Regions from separate parts of the Homo sapiens genome. Here region 1 is linked to region 2. A link is a loop called in an ENCODE intact Hi-C map of the cell type or tissue named here. Cell type or tissue: Calu3. All regions are shown on one strand. Region 1 has its middle 18 kb from the start of LINC01946. Region 2 has its middle 67 kb from the start of LINC01946.

Region 1 (5,000 bases), 49 kb after region 2:
CACACCTACAATCGTCTGATATTTGTTGCGGGAAGTCAGGAACCCCGAACAGAGGGACCAGCTGGAACCACAGCAGAAGAATATAAATTGTGAAGATTTCATGGACATTTATCAGTTCCCAAAATTAATACTTTTATAATTTCTTATGCCTGTCTTTATTGCAATCTCTGAACATAAATTGTGAAGATTTCATGGACATTTATCACTTCTCCAATCAATACTCTTATAATTTCTTATGCATGTCTTTAATTTCTTAACCACATTATCTTTGTAAGCTGAGAATGTACATCACCTCAGGACCTGTGATGATTATGTTAACTGTACAAATTGATTGTAAAATACGTGTGTTTGAACAATATGAAATCAGTGCACCCTGAAAAAGAACAGAATAACAGCGATTTTCAGAGAACAAGGAAAGATAACATAAGGTGTGACTGCCTGTGGGGTCAGGCAGAATACAGCCATATTTTTCTTCTCGCAGAAAACCTATAGATGGATGTGCAAGTAGGAGAAATGTCGCTGAATTCTTTTCCCAGCAAGGAATAGCCCTGGGGAAGGAATGCATTCCTGGGTGTAGGTCTATAGACAGCCGCTCTGGGAGTGTCTGTCTTATGCGGTTGAGATAAGGACTGAAATATGCCCTGGTCTCCTGCAGTGCCCTCAGGCTTACCAGGATTGGGAAATTCCAGCCTGGTAAATTCTAGTCAGACCGGTTGTCTGCTCTCAAACCCTGTTTCCTGTTAAGATGTTTATCAAGACAATGCATGCACAGTGGGACACAGACCTTCATCAGTAATTCTAATTTTGCCTTTGCCTTGTGATCTTTTATTACCCTTTGAAGCATGTGATCTTTGTTACTTACTCCCTGTTCATACACCCCCTCCCCTTTTAGAATCCCTAATAAAAACTTGCTGGTTTTGCAGCTCAGGTGGGCATCACAGAACCAGCCAATATGTGATGTCACCCCTGGCAGCCCAGCTGTAAAATTCTACTCTTTGTACTCTTTCTCTTTATTTCTCAGACTGGCTGACACTTAGGGAAAATAGAAAAGAACCTATGTTGAAATATTGGGGGCTGGTTCCCCCAATAGATATTTAATAAAGTTGACAAAAATAAGCAACAGGGAAAGGACTCCCTATTCAATAAATGGTGCTGGAATAACTGGCTAGTCAAATGCAGAAGATTGAAACTGGACCCCTTCCTTACACCATATACAAAAATCAACACAAGATGGGTTGAAGATTTAAATGTAAAACCCAAAACTATAAAAACCCTAGAAGATAACCTAGGATATACCATTCTGGACATAGGAACTGGCAAAGATTTCATGACAAAGACACCAAAAGCAATCGCAACAAAAGCGAAAATTGACAAATGGGATCTAATTAAACTTAAGACCTTCTGCACAGCAAAAGAAACTATCAAGAGAGTAAACAGACAACCTACAGAATAGGAGAAAATATCTGCAAACTATGCATATGACAAAGGGCTAATATTCAGCACATATAAGAAACTTAAACAAATTTACAAGGAAAAAGACAACCCCATTAAAAGGTGGGCAAAGAGGCTGGGAGTGGTAGCTCAGGCCTGTAATCCTAGCACTTTGGAAGACCAAGGCAGGCAGATCACTTGAGCTCAGGGCATTCGAGACCAGCCTGGGCAACATGGCAAAACCCCATCTCTTTTAAAAACACAAAAATTAACCAGGCATGGTGGTACGTGACTGTAGTCCCAGCTACTCAAGAGGCTGAGGCAGGAGGATCACCTGAGCTCAGGAAGCAGATATTGCAGTGAGCTGAGATCACACTACGGCACTCCAGCCTGGGCAACAGAGCCAGACCCTGTCTTTAAAAAAATAAAAATAAAAAAATTGGGCAAAGGATGTGAACAGAAACTTTTCAAAAGAAGACATATATGCAGCCCATAAGCATATGAAAAAAAAGCTCAATATCACTGATCACTAGAAAAATGCAAATCAAAACCACAGCAAGATACCTCCTCACACCAGTCAGAATGGCTATTAATAAAAAGTCAAAGAATAGCAGATGTTGGCAAGGTTGCAGAGAAAAGGGGAACACTTATACACTGTTGATAGGCATGTAAATTGGTTCAACCATTGTGGAAAGCCATGTGGCAATTCCTCAAACAGCTGAAAACAGAACTACCATTCAACCAAGCAATCCCATTACAGGATATGTTCCCAAAGGAATATAAATCACTTTATCCTAAAGGCACATGCATGCATATGTTCACTGCAGCACTATTATTCACTTTGTTATTATTCACAATAACAAAGACATACAATCAACCTAAATTCCCATCAATGGTACACTGGATAAAGAAAATATGGTACATATACACCATGGAATTCTATGCAGCCATAAAAAAGAATATCATGTTCTTTGCAGGAACATGAATGGAGCTGGAGGCATTATCCTTAGGAGATTAATGCAGGAACAGAAAACCAAATACTGCATGTTCTCACTTGGAAGTGGGAGTTAAATGATGAGAACACATGGACACAAAGAGCAGAACAACAAATACTGGGGCCTACCAGAGGGTGGAGAGTGGTACGAGGAAGAGGAGCAGAAAACTATTGAGTACTAGGCTTACTACCTGGGTGATAAAATAATCTGTACATCAAACCCCCATGACATGAGTTTACCTATACAACAAACTTTCACATGCACCCCTGAACCTAAAATAAAAGTTGTTTTAAAACTCCAGAAGGACCCAGTCATAGGGGGCTATGGTATAACCAAAAAAAAAATTGGTCTTTGTCACCAGTTTCTGGCACAGAGGTCCCAAAACCCTTGAAATTTCCTGAGTAATAAGGGTTATAGGAGCATCTTTTGTTTTAATGAGACAACTCTTGGTAGCCCATACATAGCTTCAGGATGGGGGCTGATCACCAGAAAGATTAAGCCTTGCCCAGCCTCCAGGAAGGAGAGAGGAACTGGAGATTGAGTTAATCAGCAATGGCCAAGTAATGTAGTTTTCTGAGTTCTGTGAGCCATTCTAGCAAATCATTAACATTGAGGAGGGAAGTGTGGAAATGCCCAATTTATAGCCAGTAAGTCAGAAATACGGGTGACTCAATGCTTGTGACTGACACCTGAAGCAAAGGAAATATTGTGGCACCAACTCCTTAAACCAGGAGAGCCTGATGCTAAATCTGGGAAGTCAGTGTCAGAACTGAATTGAATCGTCAGACATCTAGTTGGTGTTGGAGAACCAGAGAACTGAAGAAGTATTGTTGGATAAGACAATATATATTTGGTGTCTTCACAAAATAAACACATACACACACACACACAATTGTGAGTTTAATGTAGAAGAGTTCCACAAGGTCTTCACAGTGAATATCAGTATAAATGCTTTTTTTTAAGAGGTGAAATCATTTGCTGGGTTGTTTATTTTTTGGTACAACCAGGAAATAGTGTGGGATATTGAATTATGAGTGTTTTTGACTGTCTTGGGTATCAGCTTAACATTCCATAGATGGGGGTTAGTTTTTATATCCTACAATACAAAGCATATTAAATGGCAACATAGAGTCACAGTCCTGCATTTAATGTCTTGAACATTTTAAATTGCTTCTGCTCCCATGTTGTGTTTTAGCAGCACTGTTTCCTAAAGAAAACCACTTAGGCTAGGCTAAACTGTAATGTTTGGTAGGTGAAGTGTATTAAATGTATTTTTTACTCACAATATTTATGACCTATGATGGGTTTATCAGGACATAACCCTGTCATAAGTCAAGGAACATATAAGTATGTACGTATAAGTGAATGAATGACAGCAATGATACAAGGGATAGGAGGAAAGAATCAGAAATATTTTATTGCTATAAGGTACTTGCACTATGCATGAAGCAGTATCATGTTATTTAAAAGCAGATTTGGACTAATTGTAAATGTATATTGCAAACTCTAGGGCAACCACTTTTAAAAGTTTAAAAAGAACTATAATTGACATGCTAAAAAAAGGAGAAAAAATGAACCTTATAAAATGCTCAATTAAAACCACAAAGGCAAAAAAAAAGTGTGGAAGACAATACAGGAACAGAGAACACATGTGACAAGTAGAAAACAGTCACAAATATGGTAGATATTAATCCAACTATATCAATAATCACCTTAAACATCAATGGTCTGTTTACACCAATTTTTAAAAAGAGATTGTTAAAGTGGATCAAAAAACAAGACCCAGCTATATGTTGCCTACATGAAACTCTCTTTAAATATAAAGATACATACAGATTAAAAGTAAAGTAATAGAGAAAGAAATACCATGCTAACACTAATCAAAATAAAGTGGCAACAGCTATATTAATTTCAGACAGAGCAGACTTCAGAGCAAGGAAAGTTATCAGGGATTAAAAGGGACATTACATAATGAGAAGGGGGTCAATTCTCCAAGAAGGCTTAACAATCCTTAATTTGTTCACAAATTAGAACATCAACATATGTGGAGGAAAAAACTGATAGAACTGCTAGGAAAAATAGGTGAATCCACATTAAAGTTGAAGACTTTAACACCCCTCTATCAGAATGGGCAGATGCAGCAGGCAGAAAATCATTAAGTGTGTAGTTGAACTCAACAGCCCTATCAATCAACTGGATATAATTAACTTCTATAGACTAGTCCATCCAACAACAGTGGATTACACATTCTTGTCAAGCTCACATGGGACATTCACCAAGATAGATCCCATTCTGAGCCACAAAAAATATTTTAACAAATTTAAAAGAATAGAAATCATACAATGTCTTCTCTTAGACCACGATGGAATAATCTAGAAATCAATAACAAAAAGATAGCTGGAGAATCCCAAGTTACTTGAAGACTAAACAACACAATTCCAACTAATACATGGGTGACAGAAGATATCTCAAGAGAATTTTTAAAATATTTTAAATAAAGATACAACATATCAAAATTAGTGAGGTGCAGTGAAAACAGTGCTTAGAGGGAAATGTATAGCATTGAATGCATAC
Region 2 (5,000 bases):
ACAATAGCATGACTATAGTTAACAATAATTTACTGTATATTTAAGAATTACTAAAAAAGTGGAATTGGAATGTTCCCAACACAAAAAAATGATAAATGTTTAAGGTGATGGATATCTCAATTACCTTGATTTGTTCATTACATATTGTATGCTTAAATCAAAATATCACATGTACCCCCATAAATATGTAAAACAATTATATATCCATAAAAATGTTCAAATAAAACAAAACGGGGACAATATTTTAAGCCATGTCGTCCTCAGACCAGCAGCATCAGCATCACGTGGGAGCTTGCTAGAAATGCAGAATCTCAAGTCTCACCTCAGACCTTCAGAATCCTCACTTTAACAAAATCCCCAGGTAATGTGTGTGTACATTAAAGATTGAAAAGCATTGAGAGAGAAGTGTTTCCTAAACTTTTTGGTAAACATCAAAATAACATGGTTCCCTCTTAAACACGCAACTGCCAGGCTCCACTCAGACCAGGTAGTGATTCTGATGCACATAAAAATTTAAGAAAACACTCCCCAAATGGCTTCTGCTCGCAGTTATAACTTTGGCTGAGACCAGACTATAGTTTCTTTTCTTTGCTAAGGAAAATGGGATAATTTAAATATCCTCCTGAGTGGTAAAGTAATTGAACATAGTTTCTTCATCTTAAAGTAACAGAAACCTGGCTACAACTTGACTTGGCTGGCACAACATCCTGGTTGTCAAGGGCTCTTTCATCTGTGTCTTAATTGCACCTGAGGCCAAACTTCTGAGATACCCAAGCCCATGAGACTCTGGCTGGGCACCACTTTGAGGTCTGGTGAGATACACATGCCTTCTCACTCTCTTCTTTGGGTCCCTCAGTATTCCTACAGGACCAAGGAGGTGCACCAATTAGATTCTCCATCCATCTCTTCCTCTCATGAGAGCTCCTGGCCCCCTGCTTCCTCAAGGTATACATTTCCCTCCCTGATCCAAGCACCCTTTCCTGACTTTCTGCTCTATTTGCTGACCAGATGCTTCCTCGGATTTCCTGAAAGTCCCTCCACCTGTAAGTTCTGTGTTTTTCCCCAAACACATTTCTCTCCTGCTCTCCCTCATTTCATCTCTCCTTCTTTTCCTTTCTCTCAGTGGTCATATGGCCTTTAGGTAGCCAACACTTATACAGCATTTACTATATGTCAAGCATTCTCGTTTGCACTTCACACATATTAACTCATCAGCCTTCACAACAATTCTACAAAGTAGGGATAATTATTATTATCTAATAGATAAAGACACAGCAATTCATTAATATGTCTACATTAAGGTTCCACAGCTGGTGAATGGAACAGCCAGATGGAAATCCACCTCATTGACTCCTGGGTCCTCCCTTCAGCCCCTTCATTATAGTGCCTCCTAAGGCCCACTTCTTCCCCAGGATCTCTCTGCTTCACATCACTGACTAACCTCCAGAGCCCAAAAGGTAGCAGATTCCCTCCTTTTCCTGTCTTGAGAAATATCTGTTAGGTTCCTCCTTTTTGGTCAGAGCAAAACGGTGAATAGATCACGCCCTCATGTAAGTAACCTCATCAAGCCTCTCTCTTCTCTACTGTTCTTGACTTCCTTTCAGGAGGAATGGTTCTACTCAGTATTATTTGTGTAACTATAACATTGTGATATTATAATATCACAATATTAAAGCATGTACACTTAGAGTAATGGTGATTATATAGTAAAAGTAGAGCTGTTCTCTCATACATGACCTAAAAATTGAGGAGCTCACCTCAGGAAGAAATGGGCAGGACAGACTTTTCAGAGGAAATGTCTGAAGGTAGCCCTTCTGAGCAGAACACAGGCCTGCCAAAATGTGTTAAAGAAGTCGAAACTCAAGGCCCCTACTTTGGACAGAGAGCACTGCACCAAGATAACTGCATTGTATTCACTTGTGGGCATTGACAAGAGGAGAGAGGCTAATGAAACTTCATCCTCAGGGGAAAAACATGGAGGAGAAAGTTTATCTCAGTAACCATCTCAGGAAGAGAATTGAGCTGTGAACCAGAGGCGATGACAAAATAAAGTAAGTTTCCTTAAGCTGCAAGATTTTTGATGCTTGCATAACGAATGGGACTAAAACTCTTCAAGTGGAAAGGGCCATGTATCTGCCTTCAGGACAATGAGAAACCCACTCTTCACAAGTCAAGAAGCAAACAAAGCCCGCCCCCACTCAGCTAGAGAAGCTATAAGAGAAAAGGTAGCTAAGCATTGCGCCTGCTACAGGAGAGGAAAGAAGCCCCAAAAAGTGGGTCTCAGGCTGCTAAGTGGCCCTGGGACCTCACAAGATAAAGGCTTTTTGTGGACTTTCTGATACCTTCTCTGAAAAGGGAATATTTGAACTGGCTGGTCTTTGAAGATTGCATAAGCATATGTTTGTCCTTTACTAGGTGGGAAAGCCAAAGCAACCACACTGGCTAGGCCAAGATGTAGGCATGAGGAAGTATATAGATCTGCTGACCTGGAGCCAGGTTCCTGCACCGGAGCAGGAAGTAAGGTCGAAAGGGCAGGTTGGAGCAGAGTGGAGGCAAAGTGTTTCCTCATGAGTTAAGGACAGGACGTGGATTGCTCTGGGGAAGCTATGTCAACCAAACCTACCATGTCCAGACAGTTCTTATGTAGAAGGGATAAAGAAATTCTCCACTGAAAATGTGTTTCCCCTTCATCCCTTAGCAAAGTTCATCAGCAAGAAGAAAAAACACAATTTGATCTTGATCAACATAAAGAAAAGAAGGATTAATCCACAGGGCTTACCATAATGACTAAGAGCATGTTTTCTGTAAACTCTCTGAGTTCGAATGCTGACTCCACTAATTGCTATGTGACCCGGAACAAGTTATTTACTTTCCCTGTGCCTCATGTTCAGCTTCTGTAAAAATTCTGGAGATAATAATAGTTCTTAACCGGGGGAATATTGTCAAGATTAAATGAAAAAATATAGATAAAGCTCTTAGAATTGACTGTCAATATTGGGTAACAGGTAGAAGCCCCTGCAGAAATGGTCTAGACTTTCATTTGTAAGAATACCCAGAGAAGCTTTTCTAAGTAACATGTCAGGGTAATCTGGATTCCATATGAGGAATCTGCATTTTCAGTGCCATTCCAGGTAACACTGATGCAGATACTCTGAGTGTCCTGGAAGGAACTGTGCCCTGAGGGCTGTATGTAGTAGTAGCAACTCCCCAGCACAGTTAAAAACCCAGGAGCAATTTGTAAGGGCAAACCCCAGGAGGAAGAGAGCCAGAGACAGAGGTGGGCACTGCTCTTTTACACCTGAGCATTCCCTTTTACACTTGTTCTGCATCTGTCCAGTCCCTTTGAGCACCTACCATGACCTTGCACAGAGCAATGGGAAGTTTAATGAGGACACCTCACAACAATTAATACTAAATGTTTTCCATTCTGAAAGAGGCTTTCTTCTAAGGGACACACACACACACACACACACACACACACACACACACACACACATCACATTCCACTTTAAAACTTTGCTGTTTCTCCACTCTGAATGATCTGCTTTTATAAGAGGACTCAATGCTTTCTGCTGGCCCAAAGGGACAAAGTTTGGAATTGACACTCCATTCACAAGCTTGGGAAACTTTTCTGTAACACATTGGGAAGATGAAATGGCAGGATTTTCTTGGCCTTTTCAAGCAGCCAGACAACCCTCCAGCTCCTCCAGATGCCAGGAGCAACTCAGGATTCCAAACAATATCAGGCCAGGACCCAAAAATGCTCTTTGAGGTCTTGGATCCCTCTGAGCACTACCCTAGATTTAAGAGAATTTAAACTTGTATCTAACAGATTCCCTCGAAGTCTTGCCCTGCAATATCCTAAGTAAACACTTACCTTTCCCAGTCACTTAGCAAAGGTATGGCACTTGAGAATTGCCAAGTGCATGAAGAACATATAGCTCTGATGTTCTCTGGGGTTAATTCTGGGCTCTATCCTGGCATTAGCTCCCTAACAACCACATGCACAAAAATAGTGTGCTGGGGAGGTGGGGCTGGGGTTGGTGCACTTGCCCTTCACACTAGGAGGCTCCATAGCTAGAAGGTCTCCTTCCACCCAATCCTTCTGTGTTTCCTATCATAGGATTTGAAATTATTGCAAAAGGGTCCTACTGAGTTTTGCTTTGTTTATCCTGGTGACTGAAACTTTACATAAACCTCTTTGCTCATACCATTTGCCTACCTTCTTTTAGCCTACATTCCTGCTTTGTCTTCTTCGGAGTATAATCAAAGAATCATGGGCTTTGGAGTCTGACAGACTGGTTTGAGCTTGGCCTTTCCACTTGACAGCTATGTGAATTTAGGCAAGTTACTTAACCTCTGTTTGCCTAGGTTTCCTTATCTATAAAAATGGGACTGATATGGAAGACACTTTGGAGGTTCTTCAGAAGAACAGAGGCAAAAGTTGCAGAAATGGAAAGCAAAATGTATGTGAATGGGTTATTAGGTAAAATAGAAAGAGAAGCCAGGTAACTCCACCCCCATTTGTAGACTATGGGATAATGGGAAAAAATGGAAGAAACAGCACTTTGTATAACTTCTTAGCTCATAGCATATACCACTTCTTATAGTACAGCACCCCACTCACAAAGTGTCATCTTCCAGCGGGCACACAACTGAATAAACAATAGATCTTTCTTTCCTTACTGTCAGAGCCACCCATGTGTCAATGTACCATCTTTAAGCGAGTTTTTTCCTCTCTCATTAGTCTGTTGAAGGGAACTCCCCCAGGAGTCTGACCCACCTGCTTACAAAATTTATTTGTGTCTTTAGGACGTAATCTACCAACACTTTTCTTTTCACCTGCACTTTATCCCTTGCTACTAACAATGATAATCTGAGTGATTGTGATGCAATCGTATGACTCTGGAAATACGCATATCTCAGTTCCACTCATATGAATAATTAACCCAAACTAGAATCCAATTTTCAGGCTCTGTTTTCTTGTGGTTAATTCTAGT

What was found. A loop is a pair of places that touch in the nucleus more often than their neighbours do. Peaks named below come from ENCODE experiments on the same cell type or tissue, not always from the same donor. Only the 100,000 strongest peaks of a DNase experiment are listed, where the experiment ranks them.
Region 1: it touches region 2 in a loop (2.9-fold over the local background); 1 of 110 quality-filtered maps calls a loop at or near these places.

Annotation. Positions count from the first base shown.
Region 1 is chr2:31,783,058-31,788,057 of GRCh38, forward strand. No RefSeq gene overlaps it. Among named protein-coding and RNA genes, the nearest start is that of LINC01946, 18 kb to the right of the region's middle. In Calu3, no CTCF peak of the experiment used is centred here; DNase peaks (open chromatin) are centred at 664 and 3,014.
Region 2 is chr2:31,734,426-31,739,425 of GRCh38, forward strand. No RefSeq gene overlaps it. Among named protein-coding and RNA genes, the nearest start is that of LINC01946, 67 kb to the right of the region's middle. In Calu3, no CTCF peak of the experiment used is centred here; a DNase peak (open chromatin) is centred at 2,486.